Regions from separate parts of the Homo sapiens genome. Here region 1 is linked to region 2. Evidence: chromatin contacts called from ENCODE Hi-C or POLR2A ChIA-PET data. All regions are on one chromosome and are shown on one strand. The core of a region is the stretch at or near the end of the contact, and the rest is flanking DNA. Distances in the headings are between cores, read along the strand shown. Region 1 holds the start of LINC02954 (long intergenic non-protein coding RNA 2954). Region 2 overlaps CD6 (CD6 molecule).

Evidence for each region. A loop is a pair of places that touch in the nucleus more often than their neighbours do. ChIA-PET counts read pairs that join two places held with the same protein, here RNA polymerase II (POLR2A). Pooled maps may share reads with other maps.
Region 1: a loop to region 2 is called in a pooled map, with 2.0 times the contacts of the local background. The contact joins the promoter of LINC02954 here to the enhancer-like site in region 2. A Hi-C loop is called at or near these places in 6 of 168 maps with a recorded cell type or tissue (CD14-positive monocyte, IMR-90, Jurkat and 3 more), 4 of 37 single-sample maps with no recorded cell type and 12 of 50 pooled maps. POLR2A ChIA-PET finds 5 or more read pairs at or near these places in 24 of 52 experiments (B cell, CD4-positive, alpha-beta T cell, CD4-positive, alpha-beta memory T cell and 17 more).

What each region holds. Positions count from the first base shown.
Region 1 is chr11:61,052,746-61,056,685 of GRCh38, forward strand. It overlaps LINC02954 (long intergenic non-protein coding RNA 2954), which reads left to right and starts at 2,646. Exons shown (of 4, transcript NR_186234.1): 1 at 2,646-2,767; 2 at 2,940-3,048. All of the region lies in intron 1 of LOC105369325 (a long non-coding RNA gene), which reads right to left.
Region 2 is chr11:61,002,724-61,006,310 of GRCh38, forward strand. The region is part of intron 1 of CD6 (CD6 molecule); the gene reads left to right. LOC105369326 (a long non-coding RNA gene) reads right to left here. Exons shown (of 2, transcript XR_950155.3): 2 at 639-2,222. Among named protein-coding and RNA genes, the nearest start is that of CD6, 33 kb to the left of the region's middle. Within about 2 kb of position 1,773, at least 6 of the 41 ENCODE cell types and tissues checked have a DNase peak (open chromatin) inside an H3K27ac peak, as active enhancers do; they include CD4-positive, alpha-beta T cell and CD8-positive, alpha-beta T cell, where a contact is called at or near this core.

The DNA.
Region 1 (3,940 bases), core at 1,396-3,895, 51 kb after region 2:
CAGACCAACCTGTACCCCATGCTGGGCTGTTCATCATCTTGGGGTAGCTCCGGGCAGGTCCTCGTCTGCAGTTCCCACCCAGACCTGCCTCTCTGGAGCAGGCCTTCCAAACCAAGGGGGACAAGGCAAGCTCTGACCTCACCATCCCGCCACAACCACAGTGAGCGTGGACCCACAGATGGGGGCTCCCGCCTTGCCCCCATCTCCCAACCATGGCCTGAACTCTGCACCCTGGAGCAGTCCTGCCCTGGGGGCTGGAGACCTGGGGCAGCAGGTGGAGAAAGTGGATGTCCTAGCACTGCTATGAGCAATCAGTCCCCAGAACAGCCTGCACTGTCTCCCCAACACTGTGGAAGAGAGAACGGAGAGCAGAAAACACAGTCTATATGCCTGGGAGCGGCTTGTTTCTGGGTCTAGTCTCTCAGCATCTGGGAGCTTTCTTTAATTAACACTGAAGAGCAGTGTTCAGTGTGTTCCTGGCTCTCCTACCTGGGGGAATCGGGTTAAGCCCAAACCACACATCATGGTCCTCTTTCCCGCTGCAGGAAGTGAGCCCCTGTCTCTTGAGAGATAGTGAGCCACTATTCAATTTAAATTGATTTCCTGGCCTCAGCAGCCTCAGAAAGTTCTTCGTGGCTGGTGGCTGCCCCTCTGTGGGAAAGCTGCAGTAGCAAAAGGATAGGGATTCTCAAAAGCAAATGGGGCCAGGTGCGGTGGCGCATGCCTATAATCCCAGCCCTTTGGGAGGCTAAGGCAGGTGGATTGCTTGAGCCCAGGAATTTGAGATCAGCCTGGGCAACATGATGAAACCCCGTCTCTATTTCAAAAATACAAAAATTAGCCAGGTGTGGTGGTGTGCACCTGTAGTCCCAGTTACCTGGGAGGCTGAGGTGGGAGGATCCCTCGAGCCTGGGAGGCCGAGGGTGCAGTGAGCAGAGATTGTGCCACTGCACTCCACTCTGGGTAACAGAGCAACAAGACCTTCTCTCAAAACAAAACAAAAACAAAAACAAAACAAACCAACCAAAAAAAAGCAAATGGGAAAAAAAACGGGTGCTCAGACTCGTAGCTGAAGCCAAGGGTTATCAGGGACCATGGATGGGTTTGGAATTGAGTTGACGGGGTTCGAGTCTGGCTCTGAAACTTTGTGGCAGGTTAAACAGCAAGGAATTTCAGCTTTCGAGTGGGGACAGTAATAATCCTCAGAACTCAAGTTTGTCCAGCTGCAAAACGGCACAATAACAGGAAGGGAACCTGGTGGCAAAACTAAAAACAACCAAAATGTCCAGCAACTGGTGAATGGAAAAACAAAAACAGTATATCCATGCAATTAAATAATACCCAGCAGGGGAAAAGAACACACATGCCTACCTGCTACAGCATGGATGGACCTCAAAGACAGTATGTGGATGGACCTCAAAGACAGTATGCGAAGTAAAAAAAGCCCCACACGAAAGACCACATATTGCATAATTCCATTTATCTGAAGGCAAAACTACAAAGACACGAAGTAGATTGATGGTCACCTTAATCTGGGGTGGAAGTGAAGAGTGACTGCAGATGGGTACCAGGGGATCTTTTTACAGTGATAGAAACATTATAAAATTGGGCAGGGCGAAGTGGCTCACGCCTGTAATCCCAGCTTGTTGGGAGGCTAAGGCGGGTGGATCACCTGAGGTCAGGAGTTCGAGACCAGCCTGGCCAACATAGTGAAACCCCATCTCTACTAAAAATACAAAAATAGCCAGGCCTGGTGGCACTCGCCTGTGATCCCAGCTACTCAGGAGGCTGAGGCATGAGAATCGCTTGAACCCAGGAGACAGAGGTTGCAGTGAGCCACGATTGTACCACTGCACTCAAGCCCAGGCAACAGAGCCGACTCTGTCTCAAAAAAACAAGAAAAAAAATTATAAAATTGGACTGTGGTTGCACAGCTTCATAACATTACTAAACAGAATTAAACTTTTAGTTTCAACCAAAACAAGTGAAGTCACCTGCAGTCCCATCTACCTGGGAGGCCAAGGTGAGAAGATCACTTGAGATCAGAAGTCTGAGTCCAGCCTGGGCAACATAGTGAGGCCCCATTTCTTTTTAAAAAGTGAATTTTACAGTATATAAATAATACTTCAACAAAGCTGTTTTTAAAAAGTGGCTGGCACATAGTGTAAGGATCAGTTCAGTTACCATATAGGAGAGTGTTTTTGAAAATTGTCGTGTGCTATGGAGAGGCCAGCCCTAGTGATTCATAAGGCTATAGCGGAGAGTGGGTGTGACCGCACTACCAGAACTGGAATCAACACGGAACTCCAGAACTTACTAGCTGGGACCGTGGGCAAGTTCCCTAACGACTCTGGGCCTCTGCCTCTTCATCTCTACCATGGAGATGGTAACAGTTTCAGCCTCACGGGGCTGATGTGAAGATTAAATGAGTTAACACGAGCAAGCCGCTGAGGACAGCCTTGCACATGGTCACGCACTGAGTAAACGGCAGCTCTTGTTCTCATCCTCATCCTCACTCTTCTATCCCAGCAGCGCAGTGGGGGACCCCAAGATCAAGAGCAGGGCTAGAGACACATTCTGTTCATCACAATGTCCCTTCTGAGGTTCACGCCATTCATCACAGTTCCTTGGGCTTCGGATTAGATGTGGTCATCTGTCCTGAACCTCCTCACGGCCCCACAGGCCCAGAGCTGGGCTCTGCCCATCATGGGGCTGCTTCCTGTTCCCCAAACACTGGCCACAATGTGAGGTCAGCCCAAAGGCGTAGGTGAGGAAGAGTGGGGTCCCTGGGACAGGAAGACAGGGTGACAGGAGTGGGCCAGCTCCAAGGTCAGAGAGAAGCCACAGGCTGAGCATCTCAGAGCCCCCAGTGCCTAGTACAAAGAAGCATAAGAAGGCTGGCTCACTCTCATTGAGCCCTATATCGTCCCCTGCATTAGAGCCAAGAAAACTCAGCCTCCAAGACACGGAACATATTTTCCTGGGTCAGAAGCAGCAGTCAAACCTGGTCTATTTATGCCGAAGCCCAAGTGCAGGTGCTCAGAGGAGGTATGTTAAGGTGGGAGATATGATAAGGTGGGGCAGGAGGCTGGGGATAAATGAGGGAGGGAGGGAATAGGGGCTCAGCTCTACCTCTGCACCCGCCACACATACACTGGGCTTACCTCTCCTCTCAACAAACACACTCTAGATAACACTTCCTCCAAGGGCATTTGTGAAAATGCAGGTTCCTGGGCCCCACTCCGAACCAACTGAGTGGAACCTCTGGCCTAGAAACAGGAAACCTGCATTTTTTAAGTGTCCCCCCGGTAATTCTTAAGCAATTTTAAGCCGGGCGCGGTGGCTCATGCCTATAATCCCAGCACTTATTGGGAGGCCGAGGCAGGTGGATAGCTTGAGCCCAAGAGTTCGAGACCACCCTGGCCAACATAGTGAGAACCCCCCATCTCTATTTAAACAACAAAAAAAAAGAAATTTGAGAACAACTGCCCCCAAATAAGGTGGGAAAATAGCTGCAAAAATAGAAAAAGTTCCATCAGAAGAGATCATCAGTTTATCCTGTCAAAGAATCACAAAAAATGAGAAGGCCCCAGCCTGCCACAAAGGCTTTTGGCATTTATCATTGTGAACAAATGGGGATTTTTAAATTTTGAGACCTCAAAGTGTGTTGATGAGCAAAAGCCTCACACTGAATTCTCACAGCAACGTGGTGGCCTCACACCTGTCCCCATATACAGAGGGAGAAACTGAGGCCTGGAGAAGGGAAGGCCCAGAGCCGCCTACATGAAGCTGGTCACTACACCATTGCCTGCAAGTTCAGGTGGATGCAGACCTCAGAGCTCCATCCTGAAGCCCCCAAAGGTGCTTTTCTTCATCTAGTCAATGCTCCACTGCACCTAGCCATGACCAAAGTGTAAATCCCAAACCGGGGGTAACCCGG
Region 2 (3,587 bases), core at 523-3,022:
GTTCTGCAGGCTGGAAAGCCCAAGATCTAGGGGCCACATCTGATGAGGGCCTTCTCTCTGCATCATAACACAATGGAAGGCGTCACATGGCCAGAGAGTGCACGAGAGACAGAGCGAGGGACGGTGGAACTCTCACTTTTACGACAAAACCACTTCTGCAATAACCAACACACCCCTGTGATAACAGCATTAATCCGTTCATGAAGGCAGACTCCTCATGACCTAATCAACTCTTTTCTTTTCTTTTCTTTTCTTTTTTGAGACACAGTCTCGCTCTGTTGGCCAGGCTGGAGGGCAGTGGCGCAATCTCAGCTCACTGCAACCTCCACCTCCCAGGCTCAAGCAATTCTCCTGCCTCAGCCTCCGGAGTAGCTGGGATTACAGGCATGTGCCACCACACCCGACTAATTTTTGTATTTGTAGTAGAGACAGGGTTTCACCATGTTGGCCAGGCTGGTCTCGGACTCCTGACCTCAGGTAATCCACACGCCTTGGCCTCCCAAAGTGTTGGGCTTACAGGCGTGAGCCACCACGCCCAGCCCTAATCAATTCTTAAACATCCAACTTCTCAACACAGGTCATTGGGGGATTAAATTTCCAACACATGAACCTTGGAACACATTCAAACCATAGCAGGCTCCTTTTCAAATAAATTTATTGCAGCAAAAAAGTGAACCAATTTAAAGAAAAGTGTGAGGCACAGGGCCAGGCAAAAGTGGTAACAATGGGCCGGGTGTGGTGGCTCACGCCTGTAATCCCAACAATTTGGGAGGCTGAGGTGGGCAGATCACTTGAGCTCAGGAATTTGAGACCAGCCTGGGCAACATGGGAAAACCCCGTCTCTACAAAAAATATACAAAAATTAGCCAGCATCGTGGCAAGCGCCTGTAGTCCTAGCTACTCGGGAAACTGAGGCACGAGAATCGCTTGAACCCAGGAGGTGGAGGTTGCAGTGAGCCGAGATTGTGCCACTGCACTCCAGCCTGGGCGACAGAGCGAGACACTGTCTCAAAACAAAAAAGGTGATAATGATGTCTGAGAAACGCTGATCTTCCATTCGGCCCTCTGTGAAATGAGGCCTGGATGGAAAGACGGTTCCAGGTAATTTCTGCTTTTGTTCCTGTAGCACAGAAGTCAGAGAACAGAGAAGCCAGGTTCCCTTCTTGGGATAGGGGATGGGAGAATGCTTGACACAAAAATAAAGCCCTCGAGGTTATCCGCTTTCAACCAGCTGCCTTGGAGCTGGCAGCTGCTGCTCATTCATTCAGTCAATCAACAAACATTGCCTTGGACACTGTGGGGGACACAGGGCTGACCCAGCCATGGGCCCTGCCCTCTAGGGTTTTCTGATCTAGGAGAACACATTTTTGTCTTTATGCATGAGAAAGTGGTTTTCCAGACCCAGAGAGAGAGATGATACAGAGCAGAGCTAAAGCCCCCCTGCCCCACACACATCACATTCACACACACAGTCGTAATCACATATGCACACAGTCCCTCACACACACTCATATGCACACACCTCACAGTCATACACACTGCAGCCATCATTCAATCCCCCTCCCCCACCCCATGTAGTAACATTGAAAACTACGCAGGAGCACTGGGACGGTTGCTGTGGGAACCGGGATTCTGAAATCCTAACTTGTGGGCATCTGAATTCTTGCGCTGAACATTCTAATACATCAGCCACAGAGTTTATGCTCTGAATTTGGAGTCATTTCTCCTCCAGGGGCTCAGGCTGGGCAGCCAGCCAGGGAGTTAGCGAGGACGGCAATTAGAGGGCTGAAGACTTTCTGCCTGATGATGAAGAGGCCCACACGGTTTCCTGGAGAGGGCTGTCTGCCAGGGTGTGCACGCGCACATGCACAAGCTCAGGCTCAGGGGGTATGTCCGTGGAATCTGCTCAGGTGAAGCTCCAGGAATGTGTAGTGGTCATGTCCGAGTCTTCAGGCTCTGTATCGGTCAGGCCGGACTAGGCAAGGCTGTAGCAACAAGGACACCCCCAAATCTTCATGGTTTAACATGATAAGGGCTTACTCCTTACTCACACAAAATCCAAGCTGGGTCAACATCCCCTTCCCTCTTGCAGTTCCTCCGCAACCCAGGGCCTCTAATATCCTTCAACAGGGAAGACGTAAATGGAAATGGCTCACTGCCTCTTCCCTGCTTTGGCTCAAAAGCAGGCAGACGTCTTCTGCCTAGGCTTCAACCAGCCCAACCTAAGTGCAAGAGAAACCAGGAAATGCAGAGGAGTTCATAGGCAACCACAACAGTCCCTGCCCCAGAGCCTCCCTTTGTGCTTTGCAAGCCCAAACATCCCAGCCCAGAGGGGAGGCAAGTCCTTGGAGACAGTTTAAATCCGGGCTCTGCAGCTTGCTCACTGGGTGGCCTCAGGCCCACGCATCAGTTGGGTTCCCACCAGGAAACCTAGAATAGGAATTTAAAGGGGACTTATTTACAGAAGAACTATTTACAAAGGGTAATGCAGTAAGTAGAATCTAAGAGCAACTTCTGGCCAAAGGAGACACAACCAGGGAGTGGTCAGTGAGTCCGAGTAGGAGACAGTCAAGGAGAGGTCACCTTGAATAAGCAATGTCCTTCACATGAGGGACACAGCCTACCCGAGGGACCTCACAGGGGGGGCCAGAGGAATAAGTGTCACATCTTCGCTCTCCTCACTTCTGCCTAGCTCTGCTAAGGCTCCCCATTGGCTGAATCTGACAGAAGCCATAAGGCCCAGGAAGACAGGGGTTAATCCAAACAGATCAGCCTCCCAGGGCAGAATGGATAGTAGCTCTGGTGGAATAAATGGACCCTATCTGGCAGGGACAACTGATTTTTGCTTTTGGAGCCTCCTTTTCCTAATCTGTAAAATAAGAATGCTAACACCTGCCTCATTGCATTGTTGAAAGTAAATGGAATAGGCTGGATGTAGTGGCTCATGCCTGTAATCCCGGCACTTTGGGAGGCTGAGGCAGGCAGATCACCTGAGGTCAGGAGTTCGAGACCAGCCTGACCAACATGGAGAAACCCCGTCTCTACTAAAAATACAAAATTAGCCAGGCGTGGTGGCGCATGCCTGTAATCCCAGCTACTCAGGAGGCTGAGACAGGAGAATCGCTTGAATCTGGGAGGTGGAGGTTGCGGTGAGCCGAGATCAAGCCATTGCACTCCAGCCTGGGCAACAAGAGCGAAACTCTGTCTCAAAAAAAAAAAAAGAAAGAAAGAAAGAAAGTAAATGGAACAATATATGCAAATATGCAAATACCTGTCCTTCATGAATGCTAGTTTCTTAGTGTCTGAAGGCACTTTGCAATCCAGTGGTTCCCAGTCCAGGATGTGTCAATTATTCTAAAGTCTGATATGAAATTCTCAAACAAATTCTATAAACAAAATTTTCTTTTTCTAAATCACTCCCACTTTCGAGCTTTTTCTATATGTCAAGTATTTCATAGGCTGTCTCATTTCAGTCTCACAATATTTTCCTAAGAATCATAGCTGAAAAATTGGGACTGGCACAGAAAGATTAAGTCACCCATTCATGGTCACGAAGCCACTTTGTGTGTCTGGCCCCAGTGCCCACT